2 separate regions of the Mus musculus genome follow, and region 2 is linked to region 1. Evidence: chromatin loops called from intact Hi-C (ENCODE). Cell type or tissue: heart. All regions are shown on one strand. Links, peaks and the distances in the headings refer to the core of each region. The heading gives the core; the rest is flanking DNA. Region 1 has its middle 51 kb from the start of Ephb1. Region 2 holds the start of Ky (kyphoscoliosis peptidase).

Evidence for each region. Hi-C counts contacts between places; a loop is a spot of excess contacts. Peaks named below come from ENCODE experiments on the same cell type or tissue, not always from the same donor. Only the 100,000 strongest peaks of a DNase experiment are listed, where the experiment ranks them.
Region 2: it touches region 1 in a loop (6-fold over the local background); 12 of 42 quality-filtered maps call a loop at or near these places.

What each region holds. Positions count from the first base shown.
Region 1 is chr9:102,398,235-102,412,931 of GRCm38, forward strand. No RefSeq gene overlaps it. Among named protein-coding and RNA genes, the nearest start is that of Ephb1, 51 kb to the left of the region's middle. In heart, for the core only: a CTCF peak has its summit at 5,560 (motif pointing right); a DNase peak (open chromatin) is centred at 5,737; H3K4me3 peaks cover 465 bases; H3K27me3 peaks cover 1,546 bases.
Region 2 is chr9:102,496,549-102,511,245 of GRCm38, forward strand. It overlaps Ky (kyphoscoliosis peptidase), which reads left to right and starts at 9,590. Exons shown (of 11, transcript NM_024291.3): 1 at 9,590-9,730; 2 at 12,563-12,625. The coding sequence starts at 9,595. In heart, for the core only: a CTCF peak has its summit at 9,431; DNase peaks (open chromatin) are centred at 8,493, 8,723 and 9,483; H3K4me3 peaks cover 1,070 bases; H3K27ac peaks cover 1,270 bases; H3K27me3 peaks cover 2,436 bases.

The DNA.
Region 1 (14,697 bases), core at 4,605-7,104:
ATTCATGCAAGCATCAGGACTCAAGGTCTTAAAGGAGCCATTAGTCAGTCTACCATACGGACTAACTGTGGATACTCACAGACCACATCCAAAATTGCCTAGGACAATCTGTGGACATCAAGGTGGGATCCTGAGATGTCACTTTGAAATGAAATGGTCTTTAATTATATCAGAGCCAACATGTGGGAGTTTGAAAAATGTCCCCAAACTCAAGATTCAGGAGACCCAGAACAGGGTATATAGACTTAGTAAATATTGCAAAATCCCACAACAGGGTACACCCAATATATATTATAAGACCCCCCAGAACAGGGTATACCCAGTAAATATTATAAAACCCAGAACAGGGTATATATACTCAGTGACTATTATAAAACCTTAAATGACTAGTGACCTGACTTCCCTATCTGAGTCTTACTTAGTTTTTTATTGGTTGGTTTCCTCGATGCTGTAATGAAATGCCCAACAGAAAGCAAGTTCATGGAGCAGGGATTTATTTTTGGCTTACATGTTGAAGGCACACAGTCCATCAACACAGGGAAGGTTCGGCAACAGGAGCGTGAGGCCGCTTGCTCACATCCAGGCAGACAGGGAAGCAGGAGAGATGGATGCTGGAGCTCAGGTGGCTTGCTTTTTCCAGGTTTCTACTCAACCCTAACCCTCATGTTATGGGAAAGTGCCAGGTCTTACCCCCTCAGGTAATCATCTCGGGAAATGTCCTCACGGACATACCCAAGAGTGTACCTCAACTTCCTGATCTGGTCAAGCTGCCGATTGAAATTAACCATGATGGATCTCACATGTGTCAGTTGGAGATCTCCACTCCCCATACACCTTCCTGGGTTTTCAGAACTGTCTTGTGAGACAGACACAGAGACAGCATCACGCAAACTACAATGCTCTCGCTCAAATCCTGCTGCTGCTGCTGCTGCTGCTGCTGCTGCTGCTGCTGCTTCTGCTTCTGCTTCTGCTTCTGAAGTCAGAACAGTGCATTGGGGTGCCTAGCAGAGATAATCATCGTCATGTCTGCCATATGCCTCTGTTGCTTTTGCAACAGACTTGACACAAGGCTTGTAAACTCCATGATCCTAGACCCCTAATCTAACTATCATGACCACATCAACTCTAGTTTGTAGACACCAGAAAGGCAGGGACCTGGTCTGTCTCACTCAGTTCCTACGGCATGTGGGAAATGTGCCAGGAACTCTTTATTGAACAGGGGAGATGACTCGTCTGTCAGCTCTGAACTTCTCCATGGCAGAGACATCTTGATTCAGCAGCAGCGGTACAATGCCTAGCACAGGGGCAGCCCTCGGGGAACTGTACTTATTTCCTGTGACTGTCATCAGAAACTACCACAAACTTAGTTGGGAAAGAAAGTGTTCTCTCACCGTTCTTCAGTCTAGAAGTCTGAACCCAAGGTGCGAACAGGGCTAACCTTCTTCCACGCACTCTGAGAATCCTTCCTCACCATTTCCAACTGTGGAGGCGGTGGGTGTTTGTCCATAGTAATAGACCTCCAATGTCTATTTCCCTCTTCCTGTGGCTTTGTCATCTCCTTCCTGGGCCTCTCCCTTGTCTCAGAGTCCTTGAGGTGAGCAGCTGGGGAGATGGCTCAGTAGGCAAGAGCGCTTGCTGTGCAAGCATGAGGACTCGAGTTTGGATTCCCAGCACCCAATTGAGGGAGGGGGAATGCTAGATGGATCCTGGGAGTTTGCGGGCCTGGCTCAGTGAGAGACCCTGTCCCAAGGAAATAAGTCAGAGGAAGATGGAGGAAAACAGCCAACATCATTCTCCAGCCTATGTGCATGAATGTGCCAGGTACCCCATCCACACGTGTGTGTGTGTGTGTGTGTGTGTGTGTGTGTGTGTGTGTGTACAGTACACATTATAAATAACTAGTACCCTTAAATGGATACTTCTGGAAAATAAAGCAGCCTTTGTATCAAATAAGGTAACATTAACAGGTTCCAGAGAATAGGACCTGGATTTATGGGGTCACCTTCCAACTCACTATGGAAGTTCAGGTTGAGCATTCCTAATGCTAAAATACAAAATTCAAATGCTCTGAAACCTGAAACATTCTAAAAGCAGATAAAGTACTCAAAACTTTTCAAGTTTTGGAATATTGCAGACTTTTAGCCCAGCAATAAAATCTCGGCAATTATTCCAAAGCATGAAACAGTCTGGATTCTGTAACTCTTGATCCCAGACATTCCAGATAACAGATATTCAGTATATAGTTGCTGAATAAACAAGTTAGTAAAATAGGTATTCCCTTGGCTTCTGAGGTACATTGTATAGTCTTAGCCTTATTATCTAGAAGGCCCCAGAGCTCCTGAGTCCTACAGCTGAACCTGAGCCCCATCAAAAGGAACAATTCTTGAGCATCCAGACATGTATCCCAGGGGTCTCTGGACTTGAGTGAAGGTGATTCCACCAGGGAAATGGAGCTGCCTGTCCTTGATTGGGAAGCCCATGGTTGGAGAATATAGAACAAAGTGGACATGTTTACACATACATTGGAAGGACAAGATTACCTGCAATGGTAGAAGGCCCCAGTAGAACTATATGTATGAAACAAGGCGTGGTTACAAAGGAATTGTCCAGGCAGGGTCAATTGGAATGAGTAAGACCTGGATAAGTGGGCTCAGCATCCTCTGCAGAGTGGTTAATGAGGCTGGGATGACAATAGCCAGGCTCTGCACCATGGAGCCAGCCTCTGCAGACTCACTAAACAAATTCACCTTAAGAAAGAGGCATTTATGGCCCATTAAAGAAGTCCTACCCCACCCACCCACCCCCCACACACAGTGTACAGCTGGCTAACGGGACACCCACGGCTCCTTCTTCTGGTCCAATGCTTTTCCTTCGCACAAGACACATTACTGTATCCTCTGTGTGGGCACCGTAATCACGTGACCGTGCGACCCAAAGTCACCCAGGTCCCATGAGTGGTAGAGAAGGTGACGGCTGTGATCAGAGTTCAGTGCAGAAGCCTAGTGCTGCTTAAAATAAAGCTAACCCAGGGCATGAATAATAAGTGGCTGCTGAAAAATTGATTCAGTGAAATCCTTCTGGTAGAACATGCTATCCTTTTTTGGAAGAAAATTTTTGATACATGTCAACCGGAGCCATGACTTCATGGGAAGGGGGAACATGCCCAGAAGACTCAATAAGATACCAAGAGGAGAGAGGGGGAAGAAAGCAGAGAGAGGTAAGCGGGGTGGGGGGGGGGAGGCAGAGGTGGCAAGGGCCAGGAAATGTTGAGCTGTCGGTGGGGTTTTTTTTACAGAAGAGGTTGCAGGAGAGCCCCAGAGGTCATTTCCTTGTCTCTGCCAACACTCCTGCCCTAGCCTGCTGCTTCTGCACCCCAAACTCCTGTTCTCCCCGAAGGCCCTCCACTCTGTTGTGTTCTTCTCAGTCCTTTACAGTGGTCCTTCCAACCTTCATACGACCGTCCTTCTGTTCACCGTCACAGCGGGTACATTCATGTCAGCACCCAGTCCCATGTCACACCACAGACTGCTAATGATGTCCTGCAGAGCCAACTCCCCTCAAGAGGATGACAGTAGCTTAGGGATACCCCTGTGCCTTGCCCTTCTGCCTGGCTGGGAACCTGTTGGGCTTTGCTGTCACACTCTCCATGGGGGCTTCCCATCCTTGTTACAGGAATTGTTCCGCTGTCCCGAGTCCCATCTTTCTTCCTTTCTGCTCCCCTGCACTTTGTCTTCTTACCTCCATGGAAGGTCACAGAAGGCTTAGCGCTCATCCTGGTTTCTCTCCAGCTCTTTGCTCCACAGACCGAGTGACTCCCATGGCACCAGAATCACTATCCTCTACTGAGCTCTACAGCTGTATCCTGTGAGTGTTCATGTGTCAGGCTGCAGAACTCCTTGCACCACTGTAGGGTCCCTTGTCCGCACATCCCCAGCAGGTCTTCCCATAATCTACAACACACACACACACACACACACACACACACACACACACACACACAGAGGAGAGAGAGAGAGACAGACAGACAGACAGACAGACAGAGAGACAGAGAGAAAGAGAGAAAGAGAAAGAGAAAGAGAAAGAGAAAAAGACAGAGACAGAGAGACAGAGACAGAGAGACAGACAGACAGACAGACAGACAGACAGACAGACAGACAGAGGCACATATGCTTACACACACAGAGACTGTGGAGCAGCAATCAGTACCTGTATGCACATTTTTCCCTCCTGTCCTGGGCTCATCCCAGAACTTGAAGGTCAAGGTTTGGGACAGGCCCTCAGAGACAGATGTGCCCCAGCTAGCCCATCAGCTGTCAGGACAGAAGTGGTTTCCAGTCCCCAAATTGATTCCTCAAATGCATGATGGACCAGCCCTCTGGATAACGATATACTCCCCTACATGTTTAGGGTCCCTCTGAGCCTTTGACAAGGCTTAGTGCTCGAAAGAGAGAATTCCTTAGCTGCCTGTGTGTCCACATCCCATGGGGATGTTTTCATGACCTCCTGGGACCTCAACCTGAGTTTGGGGAGGCTGGAATATAGGGGTTAAGGAGTTCAGGCCAGGAGAAATGGCTCAGCTGGCAGAGTGCTTGCTGTGTAAGCACGAGGGCCTGCCTTTGGATCCCCAGTCCAAAGGGTAAACACTGTCACAGTGCTGCTGTATGTCTGTAATCCCAGCAGCAGAGAAGTGGGTCAGAGACAGGCAGACTTCGGAAGTCCTTTGGCCAGCCAGTCTAGCTGAATGGTTGAGTTCCAAGTTTAGTTAAGAGACTCTTTCTCAAAATAAATAATAAATAAAAATAAAAATAAATAAAGAGGAAGGTGACTGGGAATGACAGTGGGTCTCTATCTGTCTCTCTCTCAGATACACACACACACACACACACACACACACACACACACACACATACACACACACACCACAACCCGAGCTGCCATCCAAACAAAATATACTTGAATCTGCCAATGAAGTGCGAAGCAGAGAACCTCCCGCTGGGGTTGGGAAAGTTCCCAAAAGTGCCCAGTCAGTGACTATCCCAAGCTCCCCTGGCCACCCTGACTAATTGTCACACTGACTCATGCTTCACAGCAGGAGCTAACCCTGGATGGGGCACAGATCACCCGCAGAGCCAGAGGTGGGAGCCTTTCTCCAACCGGGGACCAAGTCCCTCATCCAGGGCTCAGACTATTGCTGAAGACTCTGAGTATGCAGCTCACACGTACCCAGCAACAGGTATCCTGCTGAGGAAGCTGCAAAGCTGTGGCTTCCTTCAAGGTCTTCTCCCCACCTAGCATCCAGGCTGAAAGATGGCAGGAGGAAGGATGCTGAAACAGAGCCACAGCCACAGAAGAGGAACCCGAGTAGGACTGTGGGAAGCGGGGGCTGTGCAGGGACGGGCGAGCCCCAGACAGCTAGCAGAGAATCCCACACTGAGCAGGAGCCAATTCCATTCAGAGGCCAAGTGGCCCACAGTGTAGCCTGTGGCTGTCCTTAGCCAAATACCACCCCCCTTGTCTTCAAAGTGCAGACCACGGAAGATAAGATGCCATTGACAGATACTCCACTAGAGGGCAGGGCTCAGCACGTCCTCCTGGGAGCTCCGCAGATGCCAGGTGTGGAGACTGCAATGATCCAGAATGGATGACGTTCCTCCACCCCTCTGAGCTTTTGTCGCCTGCCGGGTCCTCCATAACGGACTCTCAGAGGCAATGTGACCCACTTAGCACCCTTCCTTTGAGGTCAGAAGCAGCTGACTTGACACCCGCCCAGGGGTCATCTTGTCTTGGCTAAGATTCCCATGAAGAGAAAGCCCAGAGTGCAGCTGAGATCTCAGAGTCATCTGAGAGTTGCTGACATGTCCTTGAACGTCACTCCCAGCCCTCTCAAGGGAAGTATTGGAGGGGCTGGATGTTTGCCTGTCCCCAGCTCAGGGTCCCGGTGACAGCAAGGCAGAAGGCTGGGCCCTTTCAAGGAACACTAATGAAAGGGCAAGACATATTTTTACTTTTCTCATCACTGTGACCAAATACCTGATGGAAGCTGCTTCAAGGAGGAGGGGCTTATTTTGGCTTACAGTTTGTGAGGATCCAAGTGCATTGCTGTACAACAGGCATAGTGTCAGACTTACAGTAACACCATCTGCATATCTTAGCCAATCAAGCAGCAGGCTCTGGCAAGAACGAGAAGCAAATCTCCGTTTCGATGTCACCACCAATGACCCTCTCTGCTAGCTTGGCCATACACCCCAAAGTTCCACAACCTCACAAGACAGTGCCACTGGCTGTGGGCTAAACAGTCAAACACATGAGCCTGAGACATTTTTCATTCAAACCATAGTACAGTCAAGTCAGAGTGAGAGCACAACCAAGTTCTTACTGCTTTGGTGTACACAGCACATAAAAATCCGAATGCCTTGGTCAGAGGAGGGAGAACGGGTCCGCATCCTCTAAACCCACTCACCTTCTCCACTTCCAGGATAGTAACTGAGGTCCCCAAGAGATACTAAAATTTCCAAGACAACATTTGAAAGATGTAGATCTCAGCATCCTATAGCCTTGATCAACTCAAAGCCTGGGCTGCCTCCATCAACAACACACATGGGGAACCGAGCTCCTGACTGAGGCATGACAGGGCTGTAAGGAGGGAGGCAGTCCTCACACCAAGGCCATTCTGTAACAACATAAGATGTGTCACCTCTGATAACCTACCCCACTGCTCTCTTGGATAGAGGGCACAGCTAGAAACCTCTGGGCATAAGAGGACAAGAAAGGAAGTTCAGCGGCCAAGACCGAATCTTACCCCTGTGGCCCAAATCCTTGCAAGACCCTCCACGACCCCTATCGTGTGTGTGTGTGTGTGTGTGTGTGTGTGTGTGTGTGTGTGTGTGTGTGTGTTAGACCTGGCAGGTACAGATATGGGCCCTGTCAGGCCTTGTTTTACCCTTAGCAGGTCCTTTGGACTCAAGGGTACTATTTTGTCAGATTTTCCGAAGATTTAACAGTAGCACTTAATGTTGCCTAAAGGAATTCCCTAAAAAGGAAATCCAGATCTTAACATACTGTAGCAACACACATGCCTAGACATGCCCCCAACACCTCTACACACACACACACACACACACACACACACACACACACACACACATGCCTCACAGATACCCACAGGATGCACATCCATACTAATAATGTGCCTTGAACATATTCTTGTCCCACAGAACAGTGCCCTAAGACAGCCTTGCGTTGCAATGGAGTCAGAAATGCCAAGCTAAGCGTTTACTGGTTATCTAGCCCTGGGTTCTCAGGAAGTGACCCTCCCTCTCTGAGCCCTTATTTGCCCATTTGTCAAAGTCTGTGTGCAGAGAAACTCTTCATACCCAGGACACTTAATGAGGGGGACTGAGAAAGGCATTGTCCTAGCCCAAGATCTGTGTCTGGCCCTTGACCACCACTGCAGAGTACATGCCCAGGAGGATCTGGGTGGCAAGGCCCTAGCCCTGGCCCTGACTCTGGCTGCTACTGGTGTCTTTAAGTCACTTTTCCAATTCTTTGGTTCCATGTGAAGTGAGGGTTCTTAGTCCATCCAATGTCAAGGAATGGAAGCATGGGGACTCTCAGAGGGACAGTTTAGGCATTACAAGCCTGTCTGCTGCTTACTCAAGAGGAGCTAGGAGTCAATGACAGATTGATTCTAGTGGAGGACAATCCTGACCACATCAGACAATGAGAGGAAGAGAGCTGGGATAAACAAAGGGGGAGAAAACGCTAAATAAAGTGGTGAGAGATAGAGAGCCAGCACAGAGCTGGTCTGTACATAGTCAATTTAGCAAGACCATGGGGACCAGCCAGCCAGTGACCTGGAGCCAGGAGGGCAGGTGGGTGGGGCAGACAGGTGGGCTGGAGAAGCTGGTGGGCGGGGCAGATGGGCGGGCGGGCAGAGAGTAACCATTCTCCTGAAAGGAGGTTCCTGACTGATTCTATGCGTACAGACACCCACAGCTGAGGACAGACGAAAGAGAGTGCAGACAGAAACGCCTGTCTGCCTATGACCTTTGTGCCCACTACGTGCCTGGACTCTGCAGAGGCCCATCCCTCCAAACAGCGGCCCTTCTGCCAGGCTGCTGGTCACCAGACCCACATTATGCTTAAGCAGCAACAGAGCAAGAGTGGATAGGGGTGGCAAAGCAGGTCAGCAACGGGCAGAGGCAGGAAGAGGGAACGTGGTTGCTTCAAAGGCTCGTTCCCTAGCACAGCCATAGTCAATTACCAAGCAGCCTTTGCTTGTCAGCCCTGAATCTTAATGGTATTAATGAGACCTCAAGTAATTTTCTTCCTGGATAAAGTGTTTTTCTTCTAACTCCTGTACTCAGGGAATCTGGACCTCTCTGTGGTCCTGGTTATGCCCACTCTGTTGAAGTGGGGCAGGTCCTTGAAATTCTTCCTATCTTCTCTACGTAGATGTAATTAATTCTTTCTAAGGGGAATACATGAACGTGCTGTCTTCATGGATAATCACGCACACCCCTGGGCCTTGCACCTGCAGGAGAAAATGGCTGCCATCCATCACTGTGGTACATGGATGGAGGAAGGGAGAGGTGATGAAGCCAGACTCAGGCTAGGAGATGGCCAGCCCAATCAGCTCTTTTGCCAGTCCCCCTCCTGGAGAGGAAGCCATTTTTCCTCATCCACACAGTTCGTATGTGCTGCATGCACACAGCCCTCAGGCGCAGTCTTGCAAAAGTGATAATGACACATCTGATATGGCCTCTACCACCCCATGGACTTCCGCCGAAGTGTCCACATACAGGCTGCTGGCATCTCTGAAAGGACTTCCTCTGGACTCTCTGACCCCACTCTTACCTCTCTGGGCATCTCTCTTGGTCTTTAAATTATCATTCTTTAAATGTCTTAGTTGTCGCTCTTGCCTCTGTTCACCCTAAAGCAATATCTAAAGAAGGTCACTCTGGGCACACACTGACCATAAATGCCAGCCTTCATAGAGAGATGAGGAGCAGGGTCCCCTGGGAACACATCCAGATACAAAGGGATGCTAACAAGTCACGAGCTCCGTATCTGGAAAACACTTGAAGGTCCAAAGAAGCCGGGAACCCTCTTTAAGATACAAGTGACAGGGTAGTTGAGATCCTCCTTAGCCTCCGTCCCAGGCCTTTCCTGTGGTTTCAAGCGATCATAGCCAACCCTTCCCAGCCATGTGGGCACATAACGGGCACCTCAGATCCAACAGATGCACCCTGTGACCACAGCAACTGTATTACCTTTCATCCCTTGCCCCACTGCCTGAGCCATCACCCAGAGCCATATCTCTCCCACACTTAAACAGTTATGGTATCCTGAGTATCGTTGGTATAAAAACCCCAGCAAACCACAAGTATGTGGGTCCCTCAAAAAGGCGAAGCAGTTAATGAGCACGTAGCCTGGTGCTCACAGCTTATGGGTGTTGACATGGGTCACTGGATAGGACCTAGGGAAAGAACTTCTGGGTGCGCTTCTGAGGTGTCTCCTGGGTTGTGCAAATTGAGATGGACTCAGCCTAAATGTGGATACACCGTTCTACCAGCGGTTTGTGAACTGAATTAAAAAAGAGGCAAGAGACTGAATAGTAGCTCTTATCTCCATCAACGTTCTGCTGTGGACAAGTGACCAACACATTCCTGATGTCATGATTTCCCTAACATGATGGACTATGCCGTGAAACCATGAGACAAAATGAATCCTTTCTTACCTGTGTTACTTTGGGAAGGCTTCTTTTGTTTTTGTTTTTGGTCATAGCAATAGAAAACTAACAAAGGTTTACAACCCAAATAACTCATGGGGGCTCAAACAAGTTTGCATGCAAATACTCCTAGTAGCAATGGTCACACTAGCAGAAAGGTGTATAGTATCTATATGTCCATGAATGGATGAGTGAATGTATTAAATACATACACCATACATACACGTCAGAATATTATTTATCCATAAAAGGAACAGAATGTAGGCTACACCCTGTAGCTTGAAGTCATTACACTGAAAGGAATCTGAACAGAAATGTCATACATGGCACATCGCATTTCTATGAAATATCCAAAGTAGGGAGCTGCTTTCTGAAAATATGTGTATGGCAGTGGGGGGAGGGGACTGTGGATGGGCGCAGAATTTTATCTCACAGTGAGGGGGAGTGTTTCAGAGTTGGGAAGAGGTGGTGATGGCACAAGATTATGAGCAGAACAAATGCGGAGCTCACTCAGGGGACCTGTCTGTCTTGAATGCGAAGCCCTTTGTGTGACCAGCTTTGAAACACTCAGCACATCTAAGCAGAGAGACACACAGTGTGGAGTTGTATGGAGCAGAGAGGGTGAGCATACAGATCGCAGGATCCCCTCACTCCCTCAGGTCCTTCTGCAGAGGAGCTGACCCTTCCTGCCTTCCTGGGGAGTTTTCAGTCCCTCTAGCATGCGCTTGGGTCCCTCTATGGCATCCAGACACCAGCACTGAGGTGGCCCTAGCTACCCAGAGATGCAGAGCAGATGTGATCATACATAGCCAGTTCCAAAAGCCAGAGGCAACTCTGGTCTACCTTGTGAGCTGCTGAAAGACAAAATCCAGGATGCTAGGCTGGGCTCATCCACACCAGGGGTTCTCAGCCTTCCTAATGCTACGACCAGTTAACACAGTTATTCCTTTGTGGTGACCCCCAAACATGAAATTATCTCATTGCTATTTCACAACTTTAGTTTTACTGCTGCTATGAATTTTAATATAAATATCTGATAGGAAGGATGTCTGACACAAGATCCCTGTGGGGGTCTCAACTCATAGGTTGAGGAACTGCTGATCCACAGTCTTTTGGAGCAGCCTTGCTCTGAGCGATGAGCTGGAGATGACTTCTGTGGGGCCACTCCTCGAGAAGGTACCTACAGGGATACTGGTCAGTAGGCAATGAGCCCAGTAAGAGACGTCCTTCCCACCACCCCTAACATCTTCATTCAATATCTGGTATGGCTTTGGATAAAACTGCTTTCTGAAGGAAACAGCCCTGAGGAGTTCTCACTGAGAACGCAAGTGAGCGAATGCTACCGGTGACTCAGCCCAGAGTGCTATAGGCTGTGATGGAATGGGGGAGAGAGGGTAAGATGCCGGGGTCTGTGGGATGCAGGGGGCTGTGGGATGCGGGGGGCAGTGAGATGCGGAGGCTGTGGGATATACAGGGTATGATGAAGTGCCATTCAGCTCAGAGAGCTAGCCCTGGCTCTCTAACAGCAGTCTCAAGGCCTGTGGGTGCTGGTAGGAAGCATGTGAGTAACACAAGAAGACAGACCTTACCACAATTATGTCCATCGCGAGGGCCTCCGGGGTCCTTTCCCTCCAGCACAGTGACTGGTGCAGAAAGCTTTGGTCCTGAGTATCCCCGGCTTCCTGACGGTGAGCTCTGCTTGCCTCTTATTCTTCTTTCATTCCACTCTATGTTCCTTAAAACTTCGTGTGTGTGTGTGTGTGTGTGTGTGTGTGTGTGTGTGTGTGTGTGTCCATTTCCTACCACTTTCTCAATTCCTTAATGTCAGTCAGTCCCTACTTGATACCTATAACCTAAATCTTAGACACAGCATTCCCACAATTCAATCTCACAATCAGTTAACAAAACAGTCCCTTTGCCCTGCTTTTTAAATGTGATCCTGCTCAGGAGACTGGGATAGGGAGATCACAAAGCCAAGGATTGTCTTTAGAGTAAGTTAAAAGCCAGCCAGGGCCACTTAATGAGACCTTTTTAAAATAAAAAAGAAAAAGTAAAGAAAAGGTCTGGAGATGTAGCTCTGAGGTAGAGCATTTGCTTAGCATTTGTGGGGTCATGAGTTCAGTCCCCCCTGTGTCGAGCAACATGATCGTAGTAGTTGTAAAAACAACAACAGTAATAATAATAGTAGTGAGGTGATGGGAACCTATGTCCTGCAACTTGCTTTCTTTACACAACCTAACATTTGGAGTCTTATTCCTGTTGATATGTGTAAATAGTTCATCGGGTTTTATTGTTGTCTTTCAGTTAATACTGACATAAAAGCCATTTACAATGTCAATAATGCTACCGTGAATGTTTCTAGCCTCCAGCTATGATAAGGGTTTCAGGGATGCTCTGTGTTTTTTAATAGATGGGTCACAGCGTTCATACCACTCTGACATAGACATTCCGGTCAAATTGTCTGAAGCAAGTCACAGTCACAGCAACTCTGTTTAAGGCTCTATGAGTCCACGGCCTCACTGATTCCTGGTGTCCGTTTTACATTTTGCCAACCTGAGGGGTATGAAATTTCATCGTCGTGTCATGCTGCATTTCTCCTATGTGTTACGCTGTTAACTCGGTGTCCTTCAGTGACACACATGTCAGCACTGGGGCCTTTCTATCAACTCCTTCTCCTCCTCCTGAACCTGGACCGTCCCTGTGAACTGCCTTTGCCCAACAGAGTACAGCAACAGGGAAGCAGGGCCAAAGCTGGCCAGAAACCTCAAAATCCTTCAACGTACTTGGGAGCCTGGAGTTGGCGAGTACAGTTTCCACGTACAGTGCTAGAGAGTACATGCAGAGAGACATCGAGTGGTCACGCGGAGAAAGAGTGGCCCTAAGAACGGAGGGGTCAAGCCCAAAGAGTTGCATAACCACAAAGTCACTTCACCTGGCACCCCACTACTAACCACTGGGCCGAAGGCCAGCGTGGGGACCAAGGAAACCGTACTGCACCTCCAGATCCAACAGATGCCATGTGAGACCAGGATAAGCTGTCCTCACTGGGTCCCTTCCAACTTTCTAAGCTACTGAACACTGGAAAACAGTTTAGTATTTTAGCATCTGTTTTTGAAGCCATCAAGTTTCACGGACTTTATTAGGCAACGAGGTGACTGAATGGCTTAATTAGTAAGCCTGAACATCCTTCATAGGTTTACTGACTATTCGATTTTCTCTTCGGGAAATTATTTAACCTTTTACTTATTTTTCTACCGTAGCATCTTCTGGTTTTGGTTTACCAAAGTTATTTTATACAGTACGGACATGAATCCATTATTGGTCGAATGTATCATAATTTATCATCTATGGCTTCCCGTTCAACTTTGTATAATCTTGTGATAGCAGCAAGATTTTAATTACGATACAGACTAACTCAACAGTATTTCCCGCTTCACGCTTTTTTATGCTTCTTATGCTCTGTTTCAGAAATCCCTCCCTATCCCAAGGCCGCAAACATTCATCTCTGTCTTCTTCTGGAATATGTAATGCTGAGTCTTTTCATTTTTATTTTAAATCCATCTGAAATAGTCTTTGCTTGTACTAACAGGCAGGAATTCAATTTTGTTTTGTTTCCATGTAAACAACAGTTGGCCCGGGATTATAATTGAATAGTCTCTCCTTCTCCATTCATAATAAGTTCACCTCTGTCATAAAGCAAGCTTCATACATATGTAGATATGGTAGTTATATATACATATATTGTGTACATAGGTAAACACACATGTATGGGTCTCTTTCTGGGCTCTGGGCTCTGCAAGCTTCTTTCCTCAGCCCTGTAGAGATAACACACTATTTCTATTATTTATATTATGTTTCCAGAAATGTTGTTGTTCAATAATGTGCCTCATCATTGCTTGTTCTTTAAAAAAAAATAATTATTCTGCCTACTTCAGCTAAGTCTTACTTTATTATCTGGGATAAATATTCTTCCATGTAAATTTTAAAATCAGGTTGGCCAATTCCAGAGTAGACCCTATAAAGAATTTGATTTATAGAATGCTGTAGAGAAAATTCATATTTATAGTATTGAGCTTTCCTGTCCGTGGATGTGATCTATCACCCCATTTGTTTAGGACCCACTCAATGTCTCAGAATGAAGTTTAATAATTTCTTTGGAAAGGTCATGAGCACTTGGTCTTGGATTTATTCTTTTGTACCTTACATCTTTGTTGCTGCTAATGCAAATAGTATTTTCAACTGTATTTTCTGACTATTCGAGGATGGTTAATAGGAATGCATTTCAACTTCGTACATTGACCTTCTATCTAAGAACCATCCATCATGATGATTTCAATGTTTCTATGTAGATGACCACATCACTGCTGGATGGATTACCATTAGGTCCTTTATTCCTTAACAATTATTTTATCTTTTGTTTCTTTTTCTGGGCCTGGCTGTGTGAGCCAAGAACTTCTGTAAGATGCTGAAGGAAAGTGGTAGCTGGGAGATTGGCTCTTTTCTTTCCCCTAAGTTTGAATACATCGCTTCTAAAGCTCCCACCCACTGACATGGTGTCTCCAATAGGTGCCGCGAGCACCCGCACAAATTCTCTGCCCTCCGTGGGTTTTAAAAATACATTCCTGAAGATAATATGCTTTCCTCCCTTCATCTGTAACCACGGTACACTTCAGTTTTATTCCACAGCCAGCCATGCAGGGCCGAGACCAAAGTTAACTAGATCATGTTGTGTTCTGTTTTTCTCCTGCTCTTACATTCAAATCTCTAGTGTTTTGGTTAAAAATCTTAAAATGATTCACAGGGTATTTTTTTTCTTGCATTATTCTCATCTTGTCTGGTATCAAGGCAACACCAATCTCATAGAATGTGTTAGAGTGTGCCCTCACTGGTCTCTGATGCAGTTGATACTATACAAAAACCTGACGATGTGTACAGACTCATTAGCTTGGTTCTGCTCTTTGATTCTT
Region 2 (14,697 bases), core at 8,216-10,715, 100 kb after region 1:
ACAGAGAGGGACTCATTCATCTTTGTGTTCCCAGGCATCCAACGCAGACCTAGAACATAATGTCTGGTTCCAGATGGAATGAAGGGGTTGTGATTGGATGGGGATGGAGGACAGATGGACAGATGATGAATGTGTGGGTGAATGGATTGGGTTAGATAGAATGGATACAAGGATAGAACTGGCAGATGGGTTGAGGACCTGTGTCTACATAGAGATGTAGGGATGGGTACATTAACAGCTAAGTGAAATGGATAGATGCGAATATGTGGTACCCAAGTATTGAAGAGGAGGGATAGGAGGATGGAGAAACAGATGGCTGCAGTCACATGCCAAGTTGGCTTTGGGCCAAGACAAGAAGGCTTCAAGGAACTCTCTCTAATACTTTCACCTCAATCCTTGTCACATCCTGTTTGCCATTGCTGTCACAGCACAAACTTGGGGTGGTGGTGACTGACGGTGGTGGGTGGTGGGTGTGGATGCTGCCTCCATTTGCAGTTTTGCCCAAGACCTCACTTATTGGTCCCTGCCCCAGGCTCCATGTACCACAAAGCTCAGAGCACAGGCATGGGTGGAGAGCACACTTGCCCTTCCCCAGACACCTTCCCAGCCCTCAAAAGTTGCCCTGGAGACGGATAACTGAACGTACCAGTGGAGATGCTGCTGTCCTCAGGCTCAGCACCTAAGTCTGGACACCAGCCAACCAGACTTCTCCCCAGGGTGAGCTTGGATTCCAGCCACATGGAGGTTCAGCTAGGCTGACACTCCTATGAGAGGCCTCAGTAAATCCAGAGGTCCTTGAGAGCAGGCATGGTATCACCCTCCCTGCCCAATCCAGTCATGCAGTCTTTGACACAGAGTTGGCAGAGCAAATGTTTGCGGGCTAAAGAAAATGAGCAAGGCATCCTAGACACAGCCAGCTGTTGCTACGAGAAAGCAGTGGTACGTGCTCATCTGAGCTGAGAAGGTGCACACCAGCTCTGCCGCTTCCCAGGTGGGTGACCTTAACTGGTCCCTGGACCTCTTTGACCTAGCCTCTCTTCATCTGTAAACTCATAATAACGGGTGACACCACTCAGCCCTCGCCTGTGCTTGCTTGGACCACGCAGAAAACCTCTGATGTTGGTCTTTTGAAGGACCCTAGTCTGAACCAACAACAGTTCCTGCCCCCCACTCTTCTCCACCAGGGCAGGGCAGGCCTGTATAGAGGAGCTGGTGAGTTGCAGGCACTGAGCATACACCATTTCCAGGTTTCTGCAGCCAGGGCTATCTATAATCACCCTGACCCCAATCTTTCCATGTGAATTATGTAAAGAGAGTTCTCCAAAAAAAACAAGACCCATGAAAAGTCCCAGCCTGTGCTTTCCAGCCCTCATGTCATCTTTCCCAACTTGATAAGGACCATGGCTTATTAGTCATTCCTACCCAGCTCACCCTGTCCTGCGCCTGCACACGTGAGACTAAAAATACCCATGGCTCCTATTAGACACTCTGCCCTAGGGACACGCCAAGCCTGAGTCTGCAGTGACACCAAAAGCTGGCTCCTTCACAGCCCTCGGATCCAGGCCACTGGGCTCTTTTCCCCAGCAGCACCCTCCTGATGGGCCCCTGAGGGTCCATGGGATTGATCAAAAGGCTGCTGTGGGTTTGGTTGTAGCTCTGTGTCACTCTCCAAAGCCTCCTCCTCCGTCTGACTCATTTGCCTTGTAGACAGCTTCACCCCGCCCAGAAAATGGTTCTTTCTCAAAGAACTCTCATCTCTCTGAGTGCTTCCCTGGGCCCTACAGATATTCAATCCAAACCTCAGCCCCTGGAAAAGACACCCGTGCTTCTCACTGAAAACAGATGCGATAACAAGGGTGTTGGGTTCAACGGGAAAGTCAGACAGGCCTCCCCGAAAGCCTTGGGGTAGACTCAAACTTGTGTGCATTGTGTGTGGGGTGTGTGTGTGTGTGTGTGTGTGTGTGTGTGTGTGTTGTTTCATGTTGGTGAACGTGTTTACACGTGCATGTAGGTACACATGCATGTGTGTATGTATGACTGTAGAGGTCAGAGGTCAATGCCAGTTGACTTCCTCAGCTCTCATGTTTGTACAGCAAAAATCTTTACTGACTGGGTCATTTCCCTAGCCTCCTGAACCAATCTCTTCATCCTTCATTGTTTTCTATCAATAAAATGGACACAAAGCCATAGGTCCAACCTCTAGCTGTTGTGAGACAATCAGGATAAATCCATGGGAAGAAGAACACAGGCTCTGAGCTCTAACCCAGAACTGGCACTGAAGCGGGAACAAGGGGTGGGCAAGGTCTCTTACTCACAAGGAACATGCCAGGGACATGCCAGGGACATGTCAATGGGCCGGTGATGTATGCTTGGCAGGGCCGAAGAGGTGATCTCTCCTCAGGCTCTTATGTGCTACTGGATATCTCTCTTGGCATTGACCAAGCTATTTTGGAAATGGTGGTGAGAGACGAATTGATTTTCATCATCTCTATACCCAGGAAAAGGCCAAGACCGTCACAGAGCGGGACTCCTATAATCAAAGTACCTGAGGGCTGGACCAGAGTGCTTCCAACATTTACCTGTGAATGTATACGGCAAAACATGACTATACCAATCTCTGGAGAGAAAAAACAAAAACAAAAAACAAACCAAAAAAAAAAAAAAAACCCAGAAAGCTAATAAAGGGGTCACAAAAAGCTAGGCTGAAATGGAAAGCAGTGAATAGCAGGCTGGGGAGGCAAATGCCAGAAAGGCTGAGAATGGAGATTGTTAAAAAAAAAAACAAAAAAAAAACTCATGCTTTGGCTCTTGGCAGCAGCCAGGGTGGGGGTGTGTGAACAGGACTAAGCAACTCTCTGAATGAAGCTCTCCCCAAATCTGTGCTCCAGAATGTTCTGCCAGCAGCCAAGGAAGGTGTCTTTAGAGACGCTTGTCCTCACATAACCTTCCTCTCCTCTGGGCACTGAAGGTCTGCGAGAACGATGCAAAGGAAGGAGCAACTGCTCTGCGGGGCTCAGTGCTTTCTCCAGGCTAAAGCCAGAAGTGCCAGCTTGCTGCAAGCTCTCATTCTGCCCAATTTGGCTCAAACATTTATTGAGTGCCTCCTGTGTACATGGGGAAGGCAGAGGGCTGAGGAGCAAGGGAGGCAATGACCTGGTCCTCAAAGAGGACCAGGTCTGGAGAGGACGTTATCAGAGTTCACAATAGGATAAGGAAGATCATGTGTAGAAGGAAGAGTGTTTGTCCTTCTGGTTAGTGTTTAAATGTCTGTGCCATTACAGGAGAAAATAGAAAAGAAGACTGTGAGCCTTAAAAAGCCAACAGCACACACATGTAAAGTTGGGCAGGGGTTGGGGGAGGGGGCTGGCTCAGTTGGTAAACTACTAACCTTGCCACAGAGGTCCTAAGTTCAATCCTCAGGACCTTTGTAAAAAAGCTGAGCAAGGTGCTGACCTTTGTAATCCCTGAACTGAAGAGATAGGGATGGGGGGGGGGGGAGGTAAGAAAGAAAAGAAAAAAATTATCCTCTGACCTCCACATGCTTGCCCACAAGCAAGGGCACACACATGTACCTGCACATAAATACACATAATGTACAGAGAGAGAGAGAGAGAGAGAGAGAGAGAGAGAGAGAGAGTTCTCAGAGGTAATAAAAGTTCAACTAAAAATATGTTCCATGCATTAATTATTCTAATGCTAAGAGCTTATGTAATGACAGCATTCAGTCGGGGGTGACAGGTGACCAGGGGTGGACATACAAGGCTAGTGAGTTTGTAAGTGGACACAAACTTTTTTGGAAAGTCATTTGACATTGTATATATCTCAAGCCTTAAAATAGTCATAACCTTTTGAGTGAGTGATCCCACTTCCAGGAATCTATTCTAAGGAAATAACCAGCTAATGTGGCCAAAGATGTAGGCACACAAACATTTACTGTGGCATCACCCTGGGGAGAGGATACTATGAAACAAGCTAAACTCCTACCACTGGGCAAAGGGGAAGCAGGTGTAATCACTGATTTGCCCTTTAAATTAGTTTTGAGGAGGTTCACTGTGTGTTCCGAAAGAGGCAAAACCATGACACCAACCTGTACACGGTGCCACCCTACTGGCATAAGGGGCGCACACTCAACTATATGCAGCAACAATAGGAGAGGAAATGCTAGTGAACAGGACACTGAAAAGTGCTCACACCTAAATGACAGGGTTCGGGTGATACAGTTTCTCTCTTGCCTGGTCTTCTGAATTTTCAGTACTGGTCATGAGTTTGGCAGAACTCATGGACTTTCGTGTGCTGGAAGATCATCATGACCTCGCTCATCCAAAGAGGTCACATTGCTCTGAAGACTCGGTCTGGTCACCTTCCCTGTATCCCCTCGCTTCCTGTAGCCCTTCCCTAATGCATCCATGGAGGAAAATACGCTGTACCAGCAGGCTCCCTGCTAAAAGCTTTCTCTGTACAGACTGGTGCCTGATGCCTGTTTCTGTGGGGGAAGAGAGAACTTTGCCTCTTGGAAACCCTAGGGAAGAAAAAGGGTTCAAACTGGAAGCCCCAGAGAGCTCCTCTTTCTAAGGACAAACAGCAGTGTGAGGTAGGACACAGGAGAACACTCCTCTCCTGTGGGAATCTATAGCCAGGAGCAAGTTCCTCCCCAAACCCCCACTCCCACCCCTACTTCACCTCCAAAACAGCAGCCCCAGCTCATGGCCTAGAATTCAACAGACAGCTGACAAGTCCACCTTCAAGCAAAGGAGTGGAAGCGGTGAGCCTAACAGCTGGACGTGCCTTCGTGCCAAATTGGGAAGAGGAGGCTGATAACAAAGCAACAGTCATGCATTGTCTGTCTAGAGCGCTGTGGTTTGAGGAACACATTATTAAGTGATTTCATTGGTGTGTGACCATCTCACAGTGTATTTAACAAGCTGGAGCAAGCATAACAAGGCTTCAAAACATTTCCCTCATGTGACCTCTTTTCATCCCCCCAAAAAGTTGTATTCAATCACAGGTATATAAGTATGTAAAATAATACAAATGAAGCATTTACAGTCATTGCTATATCTATAGCTTTGGCTATTAATTGAGGATGAAGGTTAATTTGCATACTGATAACATGATTGCTATCTATTTCCACATAAAGAATTAAAGTGTGCCTGAGTATTGGATAGTCTATCTTCAATGGTTTTCTCCGAGTTGACCAGTGTTTGGATTTTATAATCATCAATCCTGAGATCATGGCTTCACTTAAACAGGAAGGACCAAATAACAGAAGAATATATAGGGTTATTGTGAAATTGTTGGAAAATTGACCCTAATCCCAAACCTAAATTCATCGAATCATTTTTTAAACAAAACCCAGGTCAGCAACTTGAGAAGCAATTTTTAAAATCAAATATCCTGACAAAATATACTGGAAGGGTAAAGTAATTTGCTACTTATATCCTGAGGGATAATAGTAGGAAAATAGCTTTAAAGTTTTTATTTTGCATTAATAAACTGTTATGTTTCTATATGTGCTGAAAATTCTGTATGTGCGGTGAAATGCCACAATTCATAATGTACAATTGTCTAACGCTATGACTATTGTCTTGAACCTGAGCCCATATCTAGGGCAGCAGTGGTGATGCCTCGTGAGTGATGTCATGCACAGTGCTAAGTGTGCGTGTTGTGTATTCGGAACCAAGGCTGCAGTGAAGTCCCACAATGCACTGAGCGTGAGCACCACCAGAAGTACTCAGACTAATTACGCATTGATTTTGAGTTAATCTTTGGTCATTGTTCATTTAGAAACTCTTGTTATTGCCAAGTTTTTTCTACAACTCACACATTTGTGGGCTCCCAGCCCAGTTAAGAAGCTTTGATGTAGCCTGCTACCTATTTCCTCTCTACGATATCAGTAAGTAGATATGCAAATACATGATAGATACCGAGGGGGACAAAGGTACGTGGGTACGGATATAGAGTAGTCTGTTGCCTCTGGGTCATGATAAACAAATAAACAGGAGGTTGGGTCAAACCCAAGAGGAAATGACACAATCAAAAAACACCATAATGGAGCAAAAATTTCTTGCTTTTTATAAAAGTATTTACATTAGCATATAAACTATAAGATAGCATTACGGCATTTTCAAAGTCAGATTTGTTTTATAGTGAGCATGTTTTTTATAAATACGAGTATAGTCTAACAAGAAAAGTATAGTGTAAATACAGGAATGCAGTGTGCATAGTCACTATTATCAAGTGTGTACTTTGCACAAATATACTGCTATGGTTGCTGGCAGGTAATAGGCTTGCCTTCAGCGCATCAGCAAAAACATGTGTGTGCTGTGTAGTGTCATGGTTGTTATAATGGAGACCATATCCCTAGGACAGAAGGAGTTTTCAGCCCCATCATAACCTTGTGAAACCTCCCTCGTACATGTGGTCCATCATTCTACGGAAACATTGCCTACACAATGCATGGTGAATTCTTACTGATTTGTGTCATTTAAATTCTGAAATTTCCAGTTCACTGTAAGTTAAATAATTAAGGATTTAGCCCAAAATGCAAGTAGTCTCTGTTTTGCCAGACCTAAGGCAAGGGTAGAGTACAGATTAATTAGTGAGGTCAGAATAAAATCTTTGAATCCCATTATTCAACATGGTATCAGGATGCAGGGGCTACCTCTTAGAAGAAAGTCTAAAAGCAGAAAGGTCAGGGGCGTTTGAAACTAAGAGATGGTTATGGCTGCAGCACAGGTGCACATGAGGCTAGTCCAGGGTGAACCTAGGCAGGGAACAGTTCTGCAGGCCACAGGAGCTGGGTCTTGGCACTAAGGACCATAAGGAGGATGAGCCCAAGTGCCTGGCAGCATCAGGACTCAGAGTCAAGGTGACCCGAGTTCAGCTTTCTCCAAAGCAAGACTCTCAGTGCAGTTCTGGAAACATGTGTTGACATCTAGATACAGTCGAGGTCATCGGGATTGGGAAGGAGGTAATATCGAATCTGATAGGGTGCTGCTAAGTATCCTACAACACATAGGATGGCTTCCTACAGCAAAGACATCTCCGGCTCCGATCTTCAGTCATAAGGATGGGAGGCAAGCACTTCTGCAGACACTTGGATTTCACACATGGACAGCAGGACCACACACACATATACACGCTATCTGCCTCTCTCTGACTGATATACTTCAGCTAACCATGCTTCCCAGAGATGGCTCTAGGAGGGGGCATTAAGCTGAGTCCTTAAGAATGATATTCTGTGGCATGACAGCAACGGTGGAAGGGACAGAAACATCTCTGTATGTTATATCACGGATGCTATCTGCCCTTATATCTGCCCTTAGCCTGCATCTGTCACCGTTCTTGTCTCTGGTACAAAATACCTGGCAGAGGCAGTCTAGAGAAAGAATGATTGATATCACCTCAGTTTCATGACCTGTTCCTGGGCACAGAGAGGGACCTCACCGAGAACTTGAGGTGGCTGAGGACATTAGGGTGGATCAGTCAGGGAGGGGAGGGGGGAACTGAAGAGAAGATTGGGGATTCTGAGCCTTTAGGCAGAGTGGCTACTCCACCTGCTCAAAGCCTGTCTCTAGTTGACCCCTCAAGCAGAGCACAGTACACAGAGGTAGGCATGGCTTCTGCCCATGGTGTGGAGAGTGTGGCAACTTTCTTACATCTCAGTGGCCAGCCAGGATGCGCAGCTAGTTCCAACCAGTGATCCAACTAGGCCCTGCTTCCTGAAGGTTCCACAGCTTCCTCAAACAGCATCAACTGTGTGTGTGGGGGTGGGGGGCAAGTCTCTTAACAATGGCCAGGTGGGGACATATCACATGCAAACCGTACCACTGTCTCTTGAAGGACTTAGGCCAGTGGTTCTCAGCCTTCCTAGTACGGTGACCCTTTAGTACAATTTCTTGTGTTGTGGTGACCCCCCAGCCATAAAATTACTTTTGTTGCTACTTCGTAAATGTAATTTTGCTACTGTTATGGACTGTAGTGTAAATATCTGATATGCAGGATATCTGATCTGATGTGTGGTTCCTGTGAAAGGGACCTTTGACTCCCCAACCCTAGGGGTCTAGACCTACAAGTTGAGAACCACTGACTTAGAACACACTGGGTGAAGGAGGTGAGTGCAGGTCCTCATGGTTGCCTAAACCACCTCCAGGACCCAGCAGGTTTGTATAATCCAGTCCTTTCTTTCTCAGCCTCTGTGTGTGTGTGTGTGTGTGTGTGTGTGTGTGTGTGTGTGTGTGTGTGTGTGTGTGTGTGTTGACACACATATAGTCAGGGAATAGGGCTCACTTTAGCAGAATGAAACCTATCTAGTCCACCATCTGTCTCCCCTGTCCATCAAGAGACTCAGCTGTCTAGCTACACCAGTTCAACATTGTTAGAAGCCGACAGACATCCAGTTAGAGAAGACACAGTGGCGACCCAATGCTGAGACAATGGAGAGAAATGGTCCAAGGTCACATGGCCAGCAAGTGGTGGCACTGCTGCTGGAACATAGCTTGTATCAGAGTGGCTGTTTCAAGGACAAGGTGGAGAGCTCTCAGGAGCCATGGACCAAGGTGGAGTCACAGAGCAAGCAAGGCCTCCTGCAGAGGTGGCATCTATTACCTGTGTCAACACAAATTAGGGAATTGTCTCCCACCTGGTTGAACCACAGTGCCAAAGGCTCCCAAGCAAAAGCCATGTAAACACTCCTTGGACCTACAGCCAAATGCCCTGTCGCTGTTGGCTGGGCAGAGCAGGCCTGGCTAAAAATAGAAGGGGCTCTCAGGTCCAGCTCCCTGACAGCAGCTGGCAGCTCCCAGTTCCTTTCTTTCTCTCTCTCTCTCTCTCTCTCTCTCTCTCTCTCTCTCTCTCTCTCTTTCTCTCTCTCTCTCTCTCTCTTCCCCTCAGGCAAGAGCTAGTCTTCCCGAAGGAATGGGGAATTTTAAGACCTCCATCTCAGGAAAAATAAGATTGTTAGCTTGATGCCCAGTACATATGACCCAGGGTCTGACACAGTCATCAATGACAGTTGGGGACTTCACCATAAAGCCTCAATCTACGAAAACTATCGACTTTCACAATCTACCCAAGGGAACAAAGAAGTCAAGGCTAAAGATGTGGCCAACATCTGCTCACTCTGCAATTCAACCTTCTTGCCTTTCTTTTCCAAAACTATACCAGTTCTGATTTGAGGTTTCAGGGTTGGCCAGTGACTTCTCTTAGGGGATAGATGGTGGCTATGAGGCAGCACTCAGCCCAGCCACAGAGAAAACTTTGCTGGAGCCCAATACCTGCACTTCCGTTGTACAGGGAGGAAGGGTCATAAACCCTGCAAAGTGCATCCTGGGTGCAGTTCAGGGCCGCGCCCGGGGATTTCCTTTCAAAGGTGACTTAGAGGCACTTCAGGAGGATAGCGCCCTCCCGGGCGGGTTCTAATGGTGAATTTGGCAGAGTCAGCGAAACTGCGCCCGGCGGACCTGGCGGCGGGGCAGCGCCCTCTCCCGCGCCCTCGCCCTCTCCCGCGCCAGGCAGCAGCGCGCACGGGGCCATTTGCAGCCTAGGCAGCCTCGCGAGCAGCCGCTGCGCGCGGGCCGGGAGGGAGGCGGCACCATGGAGCTGAAGAAGGACAGCAACGCTGTGGCCATCGACATGCTGCTCATCGTGCACTCCGAGAAGCGGCGCGCGGCGCAAGCCACGCACTTGGACCCGCAGGCGAACCCGGGCGCGCTGCTGCAAAACCGAGGAGGTAACACCCGCCTGGCCCGGGTCCTCAGAATCCCTGGGCACCTCGGCCACTAAGCCCCCGGGTCCTCTCGCCGGGGGGCGCCTAAGCAGCACCCCCCTCCCCAACGAGGCTAATCCGAACCTCTCCGAACCTCTCCCAGACCGCTGCTTGTGCCCTGGCGCCAGGGCACCTGCGTTCCTTGGCAACGCACAGCGCACTGGTTGCCCCAGGCCTGTTTTCTCCCGCTATTCTCTGAAGGGTGCAAAACACATAGAAAAATGCTCTTCAGAAAGAAACCAGGGCCTTAGGCTGATCACGTGTAGCAGAGGCCTAGTCCCCAGTCAGCATGCAACTCACCATAAGTTACCAGGGACCCCAAAGGGTCCCTGTACTGAGTCAGACTTTAAGATAACTTAGAGTCTCAGTTTCCCCTTTCGTAAGCCTCTCTTTTCGCCTCCAACAGATATAAGGACTGAATGGGTGAAGGGAACCTGGGCTGGGGTGGAGTAGTGTTTGAAGTCTCCTGACCGTACTTGAATTTAGCTTCAATTTTACTTCTTCTGCAGACTTTGGGAAAACGAAAACTGAGAAGTGATTGCTTATAGGGTGATTGCAGAAGGCAGAATCTGCCTCTATTCTACACACACACACACACACACACACACACACACAACTTGTATAGCGTATAAAGGGTGCCGAACGGACGCTCAGGAAATCACCGAAAAATGTAGGGGCCTCGTGGCGCTGGTCTTGGAGGGAGCCTCTGAAGCTGACTTGAGGGTCTAACTCTGCACCACTTCTTTAGCAGAGATGCCTGCCGGCTGCACAGAGAAAGATGACTGCTACCATCCCACTCTCCCTCCAGCTCCCACGTTTCTTGGGACCCCCTCCCGCTGCTCTATCTGCCCCCCACTCCCAGCTTCTGTGCGCATGATGCACCCACAGCCTGTCCACCTGCTGTGCGAGGGCAGCGGTTCTCTAGACAACCTTGATCCATCAGCCACATGCGCTGGAGCTATGATGCAGCCCCTGGGGAGCTGGAAGGGAGGCATTAAGGGAAAGAGAGACTGGAGAACTGAGAGTGTTCGCAGCAGTTAGAGTTTAGGACGGAGTGTGAGGACGGGAGCTGTTTAGGTTAATAGATCCTGTAGTTCTCCGATGCTGCTCCTGGGAGAAAGGATTAGACCCTCTCAGGGTCTTTGAAGGAGAAAGAAAATGTCCTCCACGTCTTGATGGGAATGAGATGGCGCCCGTCGCATGTAACACAATCCAGAAGACCGCTCCCCGAGTGTAGTGAGGCCTAGTTCCAAGTCAGCCCAATAGTCCCCACCGCCCAATCAGAGTCCCTTTGCTTCTGACACCAGAGAGGATAAAGAGAGAAGCCATAAAGTGCTGGCTATCAAAACTGCCCTCAAGGTACCCAAAGCCTACCCAAAATGTCCATGACTCCAGAAGAGCATACAAACTTTGACCCTGCTTTACTTGGGGGGTAAAGCACCCCTACTTGAAAGGCACTGGTATTTTTCTAGAAACATTTTCCCAGAGAAGGTTTCTTGAAGATGCTGGGCAGTAGAGAGAACCGTGTCCCCTATTCTTTACCAAAGTGAAAAAGAACAGTGTAGGGTCTCCAAGGTCTGCCATCCATGGAACCCCCAGGCTGTACCGACCTGTGTAGCCACACTTTAGGGCATAGCCTGAGGAAGAAAAGCATTAAGTCAAACTACTTGTTCAGACGTCTCACACAGATGCACAACAGCCCAAAATCGCCCTGCCGACTTTCAAGTCTCTTTCTGTCACCTGCAGGAGAGTTCTCCCCCTAAGGAACGGCCAAGGAAGGCCTTAACGCGCCCCCTCCCCACACCCATCAGAGAAGAATAAAGTTCAACTATTGTCACGAGGCAGACACGGTGGCCTTGTGCCACAGAGCAAGGAGGGAAGGAGTCAGAGGGACAGGACAAGAAGAGTCACCAGCAATTTAGGCTGCAGGGCTGGCCTGGTCTCTCTTCTTTTCTCTAAGAGTCCAGCACGTTCCCAGCTATTTCCTTAGAACAGCGCTCCCCACAACACAGACTATGAAGAGCAACAGACTCTGCAGAAAAGATCGGGGAGGGGGGGCTGAGGAAGATTTGGGGGCTTCTGGGGTGAAGGGTTAGAGAGCCAGACCTGAGACTGAGCTTCCTGGGAACACTGCTATCAAGTGTGCCACAGAGCTGGTCTTGTGGTGGCGCCTCTGCTCCCACTGCTCCCACTGCCTGAGCATACATCAGGTTGCATGCCAGGGACTCAATCTCTCAACTATCACTTCCAGCCACTGCCAGGGAGAGAGCTTCCCTTCTCTTCTGCATTACATCATTGCCAGAGCGAAACATGGGTGCATCTGATGGGTCATGCTGAGGCCTACACAGGTCCATACTCTAGCTGCAAAGGATGCTGGGAAAGTAGGCAACTGTGGCTCTCCACTCCCATAGGAACAGGCAATCTCTGTATGCTTTGTCCCTGCATACAGAAATAGGCAGGCAAAGCAGAAAGAAAACTCTCAGAAAATAATACTTTCATACTTACATATTGGAGATGTGGAAATGGGTATTGGGCATCTGTATAGCAAAAATTCCTTCTGGAAAATCCTGATAGCCAATCCCACCATCACTAAAAACTACATTTTTTTTTAAAATTTAAGGATTGCATTGTTTCCTCAAATGTGTCTCATTCAAGGGCAGCCTATCTCAGATCCTGAAAAAACTGGTTCCCACAGCCTTGTTTAGCACAGATGGGTGTCTAAGTGGAACAGTAGTGCATGGTACTCGCCCTAGGGCTCCCTCCACAAAAAGTCTCACACCCAATCTTCTCTCACAGGATTCCAAGGTGTCAGAAACGGAATCCGGAAGTGGCAAGAGTTGGAAGAAAACAGCTTTCAGGGTAAATCTCTTTTTCTTTCTATTTTCTGTTCCGTCTCTGTGATTCAAAAACCCCGAAAAGTGGCTGGAAGAGTTGGGTTGTCCTCATTGGGAAATTGGCCCTAACATCTAATCGGTGAGCAGACATGGCTGCCTGTGGCTCGGCCAAGCCTCTAGGCCTCTGTGAGCCTGGAAAACTTTCCCTGGCATCGGGGCTCCTGTGTTTCTGGAAGCTGAAAGTGGGGAATGATGCTGTGAACTTCAGCACCCATTTGTTTGCTGGCTGAGCTATATACGAGGATTTGGCTTTACTTGGGGTATCGAGGGTTGTGTGTGTTCCCACCAGAGGCAGGGCTGCTGACATCACAAAGACTATATACAGCTCTAAAATGTGTTTGAGTTTTTTGTTGTTGTTGTTGTGTTTTGTTTTTCTGGTCAGACTGGGATAGTGGCCTGTCTTAAATCTATATTACTTGAGGACTGGGCAGAGCCGATCAAAGGTTGTATAGTAGTCCCTACTGCCCTGAGCTTCCGAATACAGCTAGAAGTTCATTTCCAAGTTCATTTCCAAAACCTCTTCTTTCTGGTTCCAGACAGCGCTCTTTTCTGGAACACAGGCGATGGGCCAAAATAGCGGGTTTTGTTTTGTGTGCCTCAAAGACTGATTACCTCAGCTTCCAGGGGGATGCATGAGCGTTAACATGCATGATGAGAACACAGACTTCTACTAGGACCCCGACCTCCACTCGCAGAATGTTGCTGAGGAGTTCCAGCAGACCCCACCCATGTAACCCTGGAGTCAGATGTCTGCCCCTGCACAAGAGCACAGCTGAGGAAAGGTGAATAACTCCGCCTTCGCCAGCCTTCAGACAGCGGCAAAACGGAAACGCAAACCAGGAAAACTGATCTTACCTCTGTGCTTATTCCTTCAACAGCTCCGTTTCGCAATTCCTTTGCGCCAGGCCAAAGTTTGTTAGAGATTGAACAGTTAAACAAGCAAGTCTAGAACCCTGTCCTGGTAGAGCTGTGTTCAAATGATGGTCATTTCCCCACGTCCCTTATGCTGTTCACGGGAAGGAGTCATCTTCAAGATGCAAGCACACCCATTAAGAACATCCGCCTGTGTCCTGGCTAGTGGATCCGTGTAAAGGCTTCCTTAATTGGGGCTAAGCTATAAGGAAAATCTAACTCACTTGGGGTGGCAAAGATTGACATTTTAGCTAGTGAAGCGATACTCTAGGCCAATAAGAAGCCTAAGAATGAGAGTCCAGGAACTCCAGCCCTAGGAATGGCCACTCAGAGCCTGTGTGCTGTGTGCTGGGTCCATGTGTGAGCAAGAAAGTGAGTCAAGTGGGAACACTGGACAAAAAGAGAATATCCTTTATGTTGCTTTTCTCTCTTGCCTGTGTGAGCCATCTGTCAAGCACCAAAGGCCTCTCAGAAAACCCTGGAGTCATTCCACTTTGGGCATCTTCAAGGTTGGAATGGAGATTAGTGAAAAACTTCACAAAACAGAAAGCAATGCAGTAACTCTCAAGATGATTATTTAAAAAAAAAAAAAAAAAAACAACCCTCTGAGGCTCTTAGTATCCATCCACAGAAGGTGATTTAAATAGTCCATGAAAAAAATCTAGCGTTTGAAGATTTGGTATGACTCTGGCAGCAGAGAATGTCTGTAGAAACCTTAAATCCAGGAAACATGATGGTTTCGCCATCCCACCAACATGTGTAATTTTAATGTAAGATTTGGTCTAGAAACCAGGCAGTGGTGGCACATGTCTTTAATCCCAGCACTTGAGAGGCAGAGGAGGACGGATTTCTGAGTTCAAGACCAGCCTGGTCCACAGAATGAGTTCCAGGACAGCCAAGGCTACACAGAGAAACATTGGCTCCAAAAAAAAAAAAAAAAAAAAAAAAAAAAAAAAAAAAAAAACCACACAAACAAACAAACAAAAGACTCAGTCTACTTTTTAAATGACATGCACATATGGAGAAATATAGCAGCCTCTTTCCACTTTTTTTGAGGGCAAGCTCCAGGGCACTCGCGTTGAAGCTGATTTCATCACATATGTGCCTTGCTGGTACCCAAGTCAC